Linked DNA regions of Mus musculus: region 2 is linked to region 1. A link is a contact called in ENCODE POLR2A ChIA-PET data. All regions are on one chromosome and are shown on one strand. Each heading gives the region's core, a stretch centred on a gene start or an enhancer-like site at or near the end of the contact. The rest is flanking DNA. Distances are from core to core; before and after follow the strand shown. Region 1 holds the start of Bfar (bifunctional apoptosis regulator). Region 2 holds the start of Pla2g10 (phospholipase A2, group X).

Region 1 (5,492 bases), core at 2,743-5,242:
CCAGCCACATTTGTCTCTCCAAATCTGGACTCCATGAATTCGAATCAAGTTACAGAATCCTATTATATCACACAATAGCTGCAAAGTGGGGCTCTAAATATTTGCAGCTGAAAATTGAAGCAAACAAATATCTGACTCTTTATTAATGTGACTCTTAATATCTTCAATAGAATCCCATGGGAAACTTCAAGAACTTGAACTAGAATGTCTGAGAACAAGGCAGAAGAGTACACAGTCCTCCTTTGGTGTCTCCTCCGGGACTTTCCAGGGTGACAGGATTCATGGGTGTGCAAGTCCTTTCTGGGCAAGGACAGTGTTTGCAAGTGGCCTATGCACTGTTTCCTATATCCCCCAGTCTTCTCTCCAATCCCTCTGGTTTCTGTGTAGCCTTGCTATTCTGGAACTCACAGAGGTCCATGCACCTCTGCCTCCCAAGTATGAGGATTAAAGACTTGTGCCACCACCACCAGGCTCTTTTAGTCATCTCTTAACATGCTTGTTATACAAGCAACCACAGTAAGCCTGACTACAAAGTACAAGTGATCAGAATACCAGGCAAACAATGCCCAGAGAGCTGGAGAGGCTAAGGATCTGTGAAATGGTGGGAAGCTATCGAAGGGTGTGTACACCTACACATAGCCTCATTCCTCTTGATTCAGTGTAGTACTTAGCATACGTCAAAAATCAAATGTTGCTTTTTGGAACTTCTTGGATTTTTCTGGCAGGACTGGAGGTAGAACTCAGGGCCACTGTACACAACAGATAAACACTATACTACTGAGCTACATTCTCTAGCCCACAATTGAACTGAATTTTCCCCCTCATTCACCATTGAACTTGCAGATATGCAATTTATAGATATGGACCTGACTATGTACCTGAAACAAGTTCTTCACAAGAGCCTGGAAGTTTACAACTACATGTAATCTGCATGTAAATGCCTAATTATGACAGACTAGGTATGGCTAAAGTGAAACTTAAATAATGCTCATTTCCTATTCTCTTTTTGTGAATTTCTTTTTTTTCAATGTTTGAATCATCTCCCTAGAGCAAAATTCCCATCAAATTGCCCAAAACCTTCCCCACTAAACTGGACCCGACAGCACAGGCCTGTAATCCCAGCCGCTCAGTGGTGAAGGACTAAGAGTTCAAGGTCATCACTGGCCAGCCAGCGAGTGATGCATGAAACCATCTCAACAAAACAACACTCCCTGCTATGGAAAAAGAAAATAAGACTAAATAAAACCTACAGCTGTGGTTTTATTCAGTAAAGAATATGAATGACATAGTAGTAAACTAACTTCTCTAGTGCTGGGAACTGAAGCCAGGACTTTGTTCACTCTAAACACACTCTACTACAGAGGTAGTACCTTCAGCCCCAATCCATATAACTAAGGCTTTGAACTTGCAATCTTCTTGCCTTGGTCTACCAAGTAACTAAAGGTCTGCACCACCAGGCTTTGGCTTGTTAAATGTTGGGACACCATCATGTCTGGCTGTCAAGTGAACATTTTCACTTACAGCACAAACTTGAGGCAGAATGATCACGTTAAATCTTAGCTCAACAAACCATTAGCTGCTTGATCTAGGGTAGGTCATTTACCTTTCTTTGTATCCCTATAACAGTGGGGATAATAACCATATATCACAACTCACAGGAGTTCCTTCTATTACTAAGATTAGACTCTGTTCATAGACCACCTATAAATTTCTGCTCCTTGAGTGTTTTTTTTTTTTTTCTTCAAATGTTCCTCCTGAAATGACTAAGGTAATGCCATCCTGTTTTGAATGTATTTTGTCTTTCCCTTTTCCGCAACCCAATGTCTGCTTTGGATACCCATTTGAGGTTACATCTAAAATTATGCCCTGCCAGGAATGAAAGTTTACTCTGATCCTCATCTAACTTTGAGGTAAATTAAGGTCTTTGAGGTTTTTGTCTTTAAAAACTCTATCCCTGGGCAGAGGCAGCAAGGGATATTTTCAGAGGCATAAGGCCACTTATGGTCTTGTCATCAATTAAAAGGACTTAAAATTTTTTAACTGGCATAATCAGCATGGTTGTCAATAACTATCTTAAATGGATCATTACACTCCCATCTGTTAAGATTTCTGAGTCAAAAGTATCCACTCACAAGATCCAAACCGTCTTTGATGATTAATCCACTCCAAACCCAAGTTAACTGTGTAAGGTTTATCTGTGTGTTACCTAATCTGGACTATTTGGTAGAGTGTTTGCTGACTGGTTCTATCATCAGCAGTGTATAAACCGGGCATGGTGGCACACACCACTCAGGGAAATCTCTCTTTTGCATAAGTCCAGATTTCTAGACTCAGTTCAAGAGTTTCATTTTCTCCCTTCTCCATTTCCTGCTACTCAATTCAGAAAGCCAGAGAAATCAGAAGTCCAAGAATTATTCTTGGCCAGCCTGGATTACATAAAGCCTTTCTCAACAAATAAAACAAGCCAGGCATGGTGGCATTTAATCCCCACGGGCAGGTGGATTTCTGTGTATTCTCGGCCAGCCTAGTGTGAATTATTGGACAGTCAGGACTCCATAGAGAAACCCTGTCTCAAAATGCACCCCCCCCAATAAACAAACAAAGAACCAAAACCAAAGTTAAGTCTTCAGAGCGAGGCCAACCTGGGCTCCCAATCTGGTCACCCTTTGTTCTCCTCGAGCTTCATTACTTTCCATTTATCAAGCCATACTAATATTATCGCTAAAGGATTGTGGGATTAGATGTCAAACTTCGACCAGGTAAAAAGTTTGCTGACTGATAATAATAGCATTACTAACTGTCACATTTTACTGAATGCTGTTAACAGTGTGGTTAGCATTTATACTGCCAGAGAGAAAGGGGGAAAAGGGTGTGTGTGTGTGTGTGTGTGTGTGAACAGCCTGGACAGAGTACAGCTTTCCCATCAGGTTTATGGACGATATTCCCTGGCATATACCGTGCACTTTGGTCGGGACACATCCAGGCTGTTTATAAAAGAGCACTGACAAAAGTAAATAAAACTTCATCAGCACGTGCAGTCCGTACCTAAAGGTGAAAGGAAAACTCCTTCGCATTGGCCTCTCCTGGTGTGACGTTGGGGCCACTCCAAGGGCGGGCCAATGGGCTTCCGTGGGGAGGACCCAATGGCTCCCACTTTCTCTTCTCAACCAAAGTTAGGGGTTTGCCCCTTGCCCAGTTAAAGGTCCCCAGTTAGACACAGCGTCTCTCTTCTAAAACACACACACACACACACGCTCTCATCAGCACACGATTTTTGAGTCGTGTGTATGGGAATGAGAAGAGCTAAGTTCTAGGTCAGCCTCGGTGTCACTTTGGAGTCTGATGTTCCGTTATCCTCACTTCCCATTATGAAACCCTCTGCCTTGGGACAGGAAGGTGCCTCGGATTTAGCCGACGTGGCGGGCGCCCATAGCCCGCAAGTAAGTGGAAACAAGACCCATCTCTGTCACCACCCCAGGGTCGAGTGGCTCTGACCCAGACCCCGACGCGGGGGAGGACTAGAGACCTGCAGTGGCGTGGGTCTTCGCCTCGTAAGGGAAGGGGCTACGGTCCGCAGCCCTGCTGGGACGCGTCCAGGCCGGGGTGAGGAGGCCCCAGAGCCTGGACCCACCCCGCCAGCGCAGCTCCGGGAGCGGGTTCAGTCCCCGCCAGCGCAGCTCCGGGAGCGGGTTCAGTTCCGTCTCCCGCGCCGCACTCTCAAGCCAAGCGCCCTGCCGGACCATTACCACCCCACACCGTGCCGAAGCTCACCTCGCCACTAGTCCTGGTACCCACTCTGTCACCGCCACCTGCCAGGACCCCGCGGAAGTAGAGGACAAGGCTTCGCTTCCGGAAATAACCTGGGCCTAGGGGCCGACTACGATCAGCTCCCGCAACCATAGAGGAGAGACCTCTTTATGCTCTCAACCCCGTGCGACCTCCGGCTGCCTAGAGCGGCTGCTCTAGGGGCATGCGGGCGCATGCGCACCAACGCGACCCGCCCCTTCCTTTTCGTCCGAGCCAAGCACAGAAGTCACCGCCCCAGGTCTGGAGGTTCCAGCTGGATTGCGTTCCCGTATTTAGCTAGCTTTATTCAGCCATCAAAGTCTCCCACAGTGCCCGAATGCATCGTAATAGATCTTAACTTCACATTTATGAAGAAAACCACAGAAGCAGTCCTTAAAGTTTTATTTATAGAGTCGGAATTTGGGGTAAAATGGCGTTATCACATTTACTCCGCAGCTACCCACCTTGATCTAGATCTGTTGAGAACTCAATGGTACTATGTTTTCAATCTATGACGTTGTGAGACCATGCTTGGCAGGATGATCTTTGTGAGTTCGAAGCCAGTCTAGTCTACGGAGTGAATTCCAAGACAGTCAAAGCTACATAGTGAAACTTAACCAAAGAAAGAAAAAGTTCCTGTTTCTCAGTTCTGATTTAATAAACTGTTTGCAACCCCATTCACATGTACGTGCCCTCGTTCCTTCCCTTTCATTGTATCTTTATAAAAACGTGTTAATAGCCAACTCGGGTTTTGTTTGTTTGTTTGTTTGTTTGTTTGTTTTCGAGACAGGGTTTCTCTGTATAGCCCTGGCTGTCCTGGAACTCACTTTGTAGACCAGGCTGGCCTCAAACTCAGAAATCCACTTGCCTCTGCCTCCCAAGTGCTGGGATTAAAGGCATGCGCCACCAGACCCGGCAATAGCCAACTCTTTAAACAACTCTTTAAACTCTTATCTCCTATAAGCCAGCAGAGGCTGCTCTCTCAAAACCCGATTTAGGAGGAGACAGTCAGTTAGCCTAGGTGTACCCCCCAAATACAGCTTGCTTTAATTGGACAATCATTGATTTGATCTTTCAAAATTTTAACATCTCTACGTTGTTGGAGATGGGGCTGGGAATGAAGCTCAGTTGGTACACTGCTTGACTAACATACCAAGCTGTGCTGAGTTCGATCCCAGTAGCATATAAACGAACTGGGCTCGGTGGCACACCTGTAATCCCCAAACGAGGCAAGGAGTAGGCAAGAGGATTCGAAGTTGAAGGCTGTCAGGCATGGTAGCGCTTTAACCCCAGAATTCAGGAAGCAGAGGCAGGATCTCTGTGAGTTCGAAGCCAGCCTGGCCTACAAAGTGAGTCCTCTTAAGACTGCCAGGGCACTGTTGTACAGAGAAGCTCTGTCTTGAAAAAGAAAAAAAAGTTTAAGACTATGGAGACTTAGCTATGGAATGAGTTTGAGATCAGCCACCTCTAAAGGAATAAATGAGAGTGTTCTTTTCAAGTTGGTAAAGAGTAAAACTGATTTGTGCTAGCAGAATTTACTTTCTAGAGAGTGATCTAGTAAAGGTAGAAACCTTTTTTTCTTCATTGTGATAACAGATACATAACAGAATTTACCATTTAAGATTATTTTTCCTTATTAAGACACAGCCCTGGGCTGGTGAGATGGCTAAGAACACTGGGAGCTCTTCCAGAGGTCTTGAGTTCAA
Region 2 (5,792 bases), core at 291-2,790, 59 kb before region 1:
TTTCTTTCTTTCTTTCTTTCTTTCTTCTTTTTTCTTTTTTCTTTCTCTCTTTCCTTCTTTCTCTCTCCCTTTCTTTCTTCTTTCTTTCTTCTTTCTCTCTCTTTCCCTTCCTTCCTTCTTTCTTTCCTTCCTTTCTTCTTCTCTTCCTCCTCCTCCTCCTCATTTGGTTTGTTTGTTTGTTCATTTGTTTGTTTTAAGACAGGGTCTCTCTGTGGTAGTCCTGGCTGTCCTGGAACTCACAATTTAGACCAGAATGGCCTCAAACTTAGAGACCTACTTGCCTCTGCCTCCTGAGTGTTGGGATTAAAGGCATGGACCACCTACTTTTAATACTTAACATTTTAAAATTATTTTAGTGTGTATATATGAACATGATGCATGGGAGGGCACAGTACAAGTCCAGAGGTCAAAGGACAACTGTGTAGAATCAGTTCTCTCCTTCCCCCTTTACATGGGTTTTAGGATCAAACTTAGGTTTCTAGGCTTGTGTGGTTCCCTCTAAGCCATCTCACCATGCCTCTGGCTTCCCAGTTCTCAGACCCTCAGTGTCTCTCTATGACAGTGAATGGGTTGGGGTCCTAGGCGTACAACCTGTGTTGTGAACCTTCAAGCCAGGGAAACCCAATTCACCTTGTCATTTTTTTTTTTTTTTTTCTGGAGATCATTCTTACCCTTACTAGAATTTGTCCATGGAGGGGGGGTGGTTCCAAGGTTTCACTCAGATCAGATATGAAATCTAAACAACAAAAATTATTGACCAATTGAATAGTGCTAGTCTCAGGGGCAAAAAGCAATAATGTGTCCCAATTATCATGCCTTTTCAGTATGAAAAGTAGGCATCAGTTGAGTACACCTCCTTGCTTACACACATTCCCCAGAAGAACCATAACCATCCACAAACGGGAAGCCTGAGGCAGACTGCACGGGATAGATAACTCCCACACGATCCTGCTCGCTCCATTCCAGCCCTTGTGTCGTAAGCGCCCCTCCCCCACCTCTCCGAGGTCTGCCTCATTGTATAGTCCAGGCTGGTTCCGAACTCCTCACGTTCTTCTGACCTAGCTTTCTAGTCCACCACCACCAAGGCTCCAGCTCTTTTTATTAGAAATGGCTGCCTGACTTGGGACAACCCTTGACTACCTCAGTTTCTCGCTTTGTGGTGGTATTAGTGAGGAGATTGTAGAGTGTTAATTGTGACTGCCCCACAGGAGCAGTTACCCGCGTTGTAAAATGTTACAGTAAATTAGAATAACACGGCGAAAATTAGCATACCGTCCCCCTCCCTCCCCCACCCCCACCCCGCATTTTAACTGCAGCGTCAGCAGCATCTTTACACTCTGTGGAGGCATCCCCGAACCTGATCCCCTTTTGGCCTCAGCATTCCATTTGGTGTCTGGATTACTTTTTGGAACTAATCTGCAGAAGTCAGAGACAGTCACTCCTCAAGGCTCCAGGTGACCACTCCTGCTTGACTCCGCCCCACGGAAAGAAGGTGAGGTAGGGGGCGGGGCTGGTGGTGGGGGTCGGCAGGATTGGTGAGTATACTGGCCCTTCTGGTCAGTCCTACACCTGTCACTCTCCTATGTGTGGGCCACCTCTGTGACGGGCAATAATGCTGCTGCTACTGCTGCTGTTGCTGCTGGGACCTGGACCCGGATTCAGCGAAGGTAAGTGAGGACTGACTGGCTTCCTCCTGCCTGGGATTTTTTCCTCACCGCCCCAACTCAACACCTAGTTCCAGCACCCTGAAGCCTTAAAATCCCCAGTCCCTTCATCAGATGCCCACACATCCATCTTCCCAGACACCCAGGAGTCATGTCTTTGATTCCTTCCAGAGCCCTCCACTTAGGCATTTCACTCAGGAACTCAGAAGGGGAAGAGGGGTTGGTCTCAGAGTCCTCCCTTCCTGAACCCCATAGTTACTGCGGTCCTCTCCAGCAGCCTGAAGCTCCTAGCCTCTGATCCTGAGTCATGTGAACTGGCTATCACTTATAGAGGGGGTTTTCCTCACTCACTCCTACTACTCTAGAAAGGCCCCTCTTGGTGATTCTTTAATCCTAGAGTACAATAAAGCATAGAGGCACAGAACCAACCCCGGCCTTACCTGGGTACAGAGGTGCAGGTGTGAAGCCTCTCTCCTCCTGGACAGGCTCACCCAGACCAACATCTCAGATGCCACAGTTGCTCCAAGCAGCACTTGGCCGGCTAGCACACAGCTCAGGGATGCCTAGGACGGCCCACAATGGGCGTAGACCTTGAGCTTTTACAATGCCCTGTGGGTCCTGGCACTGCCATTGGAGGTTGCCCACAGGTAGACAGAGCAAACAGACCCCAGCCTGGCCTGCCCCACCTATGTTGGCATAAAGGGAGTGTTTTCTTTGGTTCCAAACTTAGTGCTGCTGTGTGTCCCTCACCTGGGCCCTTCATGGGCAGTCTTAGCCTCTAAAAGCAGAGAGTGGCTGGGGGTGGGGTAGGGGGAGCTCTGCAGATGGTTTCAGGGTATGGTGTTGGGAGTGGTTAGGCTAGGTGTGTCTCACCTGGACTTGGTGGCTCCTGAGGTCAACAGACCTTTCCTAGAAGCCTTTCCGTGTGCCAGAGCTACTTGAGTCAGAGATCTGTTCTGGAAGAGCAAGCTAGAAGGGCACCCCCAATAAACAGGCAGCAGCATGGGCCATTGGCAGGGTAAGGCAGCAGGGAGCAGGCTGAAGAGAAGGCAGGGGCAGTAGTGTGATGGCCTGACTGGAGGGAAAGCTGGGTTCTGGGGAGGTAGGAAGGCTTCGGGATCTAGCTTGGGATCTCCACTGGGGCTTGGGGGACAGTGAAGCTGGGAGCTACATCCCAAATGGGAACCAAGGAAGGCTCAAGGGAAGTGTGTGGGCTATTAGAAGAGAGCAGACTTATCCAGAGAGGAAAATGTAGCCCAGGCTGGCCTCAAACTTACCATCAAGCCAAGGAGAAGCATCACTTCTGATCTTTCTGCCACAGTCTCCCAAGTGCTAGGATTACAAGCGTGGGCTACCTTGTCTTATGATACTGGGGATGGAACCCAGTGCATGCCAGCAGTGTATGCTTCCATCTGGGTTATGCCCCGGATTCTCAAACGGACCAGATTTTTCTTCTGATCTTCTGATCTGAACCACCTCTAAGATAGAACTTTTTCCATGAAAACATGATTCTATTTAAGTTTAGTGGAGAGCCCTCAAATAAGTTATTGTGGTGGAAACATGCTCTAAGTGACAAATGGGAGTCACAGCAGCCCAGGGCAAGGTTTCACTGCCAATGTACTCCACCGTGGGGAGGATATTGTGGGTACATACATACATCAGCAAATAGACTTGGGAGTTTGTCCTGCTCTGCTGCAATTCCCCCTTCCTCACACAGATGGAGAAACACCAGTACATGGGCTGTAACCTTAGCTCCAGTGCTGTGGGCTGTGGGAGTGGGAAGGCTGCTTTTGTTCCAGAAGGCCTCCTTTTCTATCTTTCAAATGCAGCCTTTAATGTACACACCTTTAGCCCCAGCACTCAGGAGGCTGAGGCAGGAGGATCTCTGTGAGTTTAAGGCCACCTGATCTATAGAACACATTCTAGAACAGCCAGGTCTACATGGAGAAAACCCTGTCTTGAAAAAGTAAAAAAAAAAAGAGAGAGGGGAAAAAAAAAAGATCTGAATTTCAATGGAGATTTTATTGCACAAGGCACTTTTTTCTGTGACTTGATGCCATCTTATCCTGCACTAAGCAAATGAGGAAAGCAGATCACAGAGGTATGTAATTTGTCCAAGGTCACATACCTAGAAGTAGGATCAAACCCAGTCAAGTTGCTACATCTAGGTCCTTCTTGGGCCAGTGCCTCTAACTAGGGATAGGGAAGCTCTGACCTTGAACCTATGACCTTTGTTTATCTCTTAGCAACCAGGAGGTCACATGTATACAAGCGTGGACTCCTGGAGCTGGCAGGGACCTTGGATTGTGTTGGGCCTCGATCTCCGATGGCTTACATGAACTATGGCTGTTATTGTGGCCTTGGTGGCCATGGAGAGCCACGTGACGCCATTGACTGGTGAGTGTACACTGGGCCCAGAGTAGAAAAGATCTCCCAAGTCCTAGGACAGCCAAGGGCTATGAGAAAAACACCAAACTGAAGTCCAGTTTTGACTCAGAAAGATCCCAGAACCTAGCATTACCTTGAATACAAAGGGCTCTAGGGTCAGTGAGGAGGTCTTGGTGCCGGCTAACCTTTATCCTGGCTGTGGCCTGACGCTTTCATTGAGGATAACATAAAGCTATCTAGACCACTGTACAGCCTGAGGAGCTCTGAGGATCCTTTCCATTTCGTAGATAAGAAAGCTTACTTCAGAGCCATTAAGTTGTTTATCTAGTGCCCAGAGTATGGGCATAGGTGAGAGTGGGAGGCTTGGAGCTATTAACTCTTTGTGAACCAGGAAAAGCAAGTCATACTTGCAAATATGCACATATACACATTCATATACACACATTCATATATACACATTCATATACACACATTCTTGTTAGGCCCAACCACCTATCTCATCCACTCCACTCATTCTGGATGAAAAATAAGCTCCAACCTTTATTGTTCAGAGAAAAAAAAAAGCTTCTACCTTTTCATTGCTGAATGAGAGAAGCCCTGACACTTTCTCAAGAGAAGAATAGATCACATGGTTTTCCAAGCATCTTTATACTCCAGAAGTTCATCATAAGTCAAATAAGAAGTTTCAGCAGCAATGTTTCTATTAAGATGAGTTATCTAAACATTTATTATCTGTTACTAGTTCCACACGTTCATTAAGAGTTTAAAACAGAGGCTGATGAGATAGCTCAGTGGGTAAGAGCACCCGACTGCTCTTCCTAAGGTCCGGAGTTCAAATCCCAGCAACCACATGGTGACTCACAACCATCTGTAACAAGATCTGACGCCCTCTTCTGGAGTATCTGAAGACAGCTACAGTGTACTTACATATAATAAATAAATAAATAAATAAATAAATAAATAAATAAATAAATGGATTCACAACATCTAAAAAAAAGAGTTTAAAACAATAATTCTTATATCTTAAGTTAGTATGGTTTTGTCAAAAGGCAAATTATCTGTCTTGTGTCTCACTAGTACTGAAGTTTTATATAGATCAATCCAGTCATTATTTCATTATCTGTCCTTGCACCCACAATAAAGTATCCACTCCCAGTTATCAGCCAATGGTTTCACAGCCATCCCAGAAAGAATGCCTTCTCTGATCACAAATCTGTTCCAAGCCTGCTTTCTAGCCTAGCGCAATTAGCCTGTGACACATGAAGAATTACAGAGCCCTAGTTGCAGCCTTCATACTATAGAGGGCTCAAAATTACCTGTATAAATTTAGGAATTCTATAGAATCATTATTAGGAATTATGAAATCATCAATTTGTCTACAAAGTATATTTACAAGATAGTACATCTTTGTTGATCTGCAGAAAAATCTATCTAATAGGGTAGGTTAATGCCCAGGAATTATTATATTATTTTAATAATAACAGGAAGCTCTAAGAATCAATCCCGAGATGAAGTCTCTTTGGACCTTGCCTTTTAGAACTCATCTATTGTAGAGTATGCAGTATGATAGCTATCTCCAGAGAGCTCTTCCTCCTTTTTCTTTTTTCCTTTTTGATGGCACTAGGGGTTAGACCTGGGCCTCAAACATGCTAAACAAGTGATCTCCACTGAGCCCCACAGCCCTGGCTCTCTCCTTTTTTTCTTTTAAATAAGAATAAACACAATATAAATTTCATTGCT

Evidence for each region. ChIA-PET counts read pairs that join two places held with the same protein, here RNA polymerase II (POLR2A).
Region 2: POLR2A ChIA-PET joins it to region 1 with 17 read pairs in Patski. The contact joins the promoter of Pla2g10 here to the promoter of Bfar in region 1. POLR2A ChIA-PET finds 5 or more read pairs at or near these places in 3 of 5 experiments (Patski and embryonic stem cell).

The regions. Positions count from the first base shown.
Region 1 is chr16:13,670,358-13,675,849 of GRCm38, reverse strand. It overlaps Bfar (bifunctional apoptosis regulator), which reads right to left and starts at 3,992. Exons shown (of 8, transcript NM_025976.5): 1 at 3,772-3,992.
Region 2 is chr16:13,726,232-13,732,023 of GRCm38, reverse strand. It overlaps Pla2g10 (phospholipase A2, group X), which reads left to right and starts at 1,540. Exons shown (of 4, transcript NM_011987.4): 1 at 1,540-1,667; 2 at 3,911-4,061. The coding sequence starts at 1,613. Pla2g10os (phospholipase A2, group X, opposite strand) reads right to left here and starts at 2,188. Exons shown (of 3, transcript NR_040574.1): 1 at 2,105-2,188.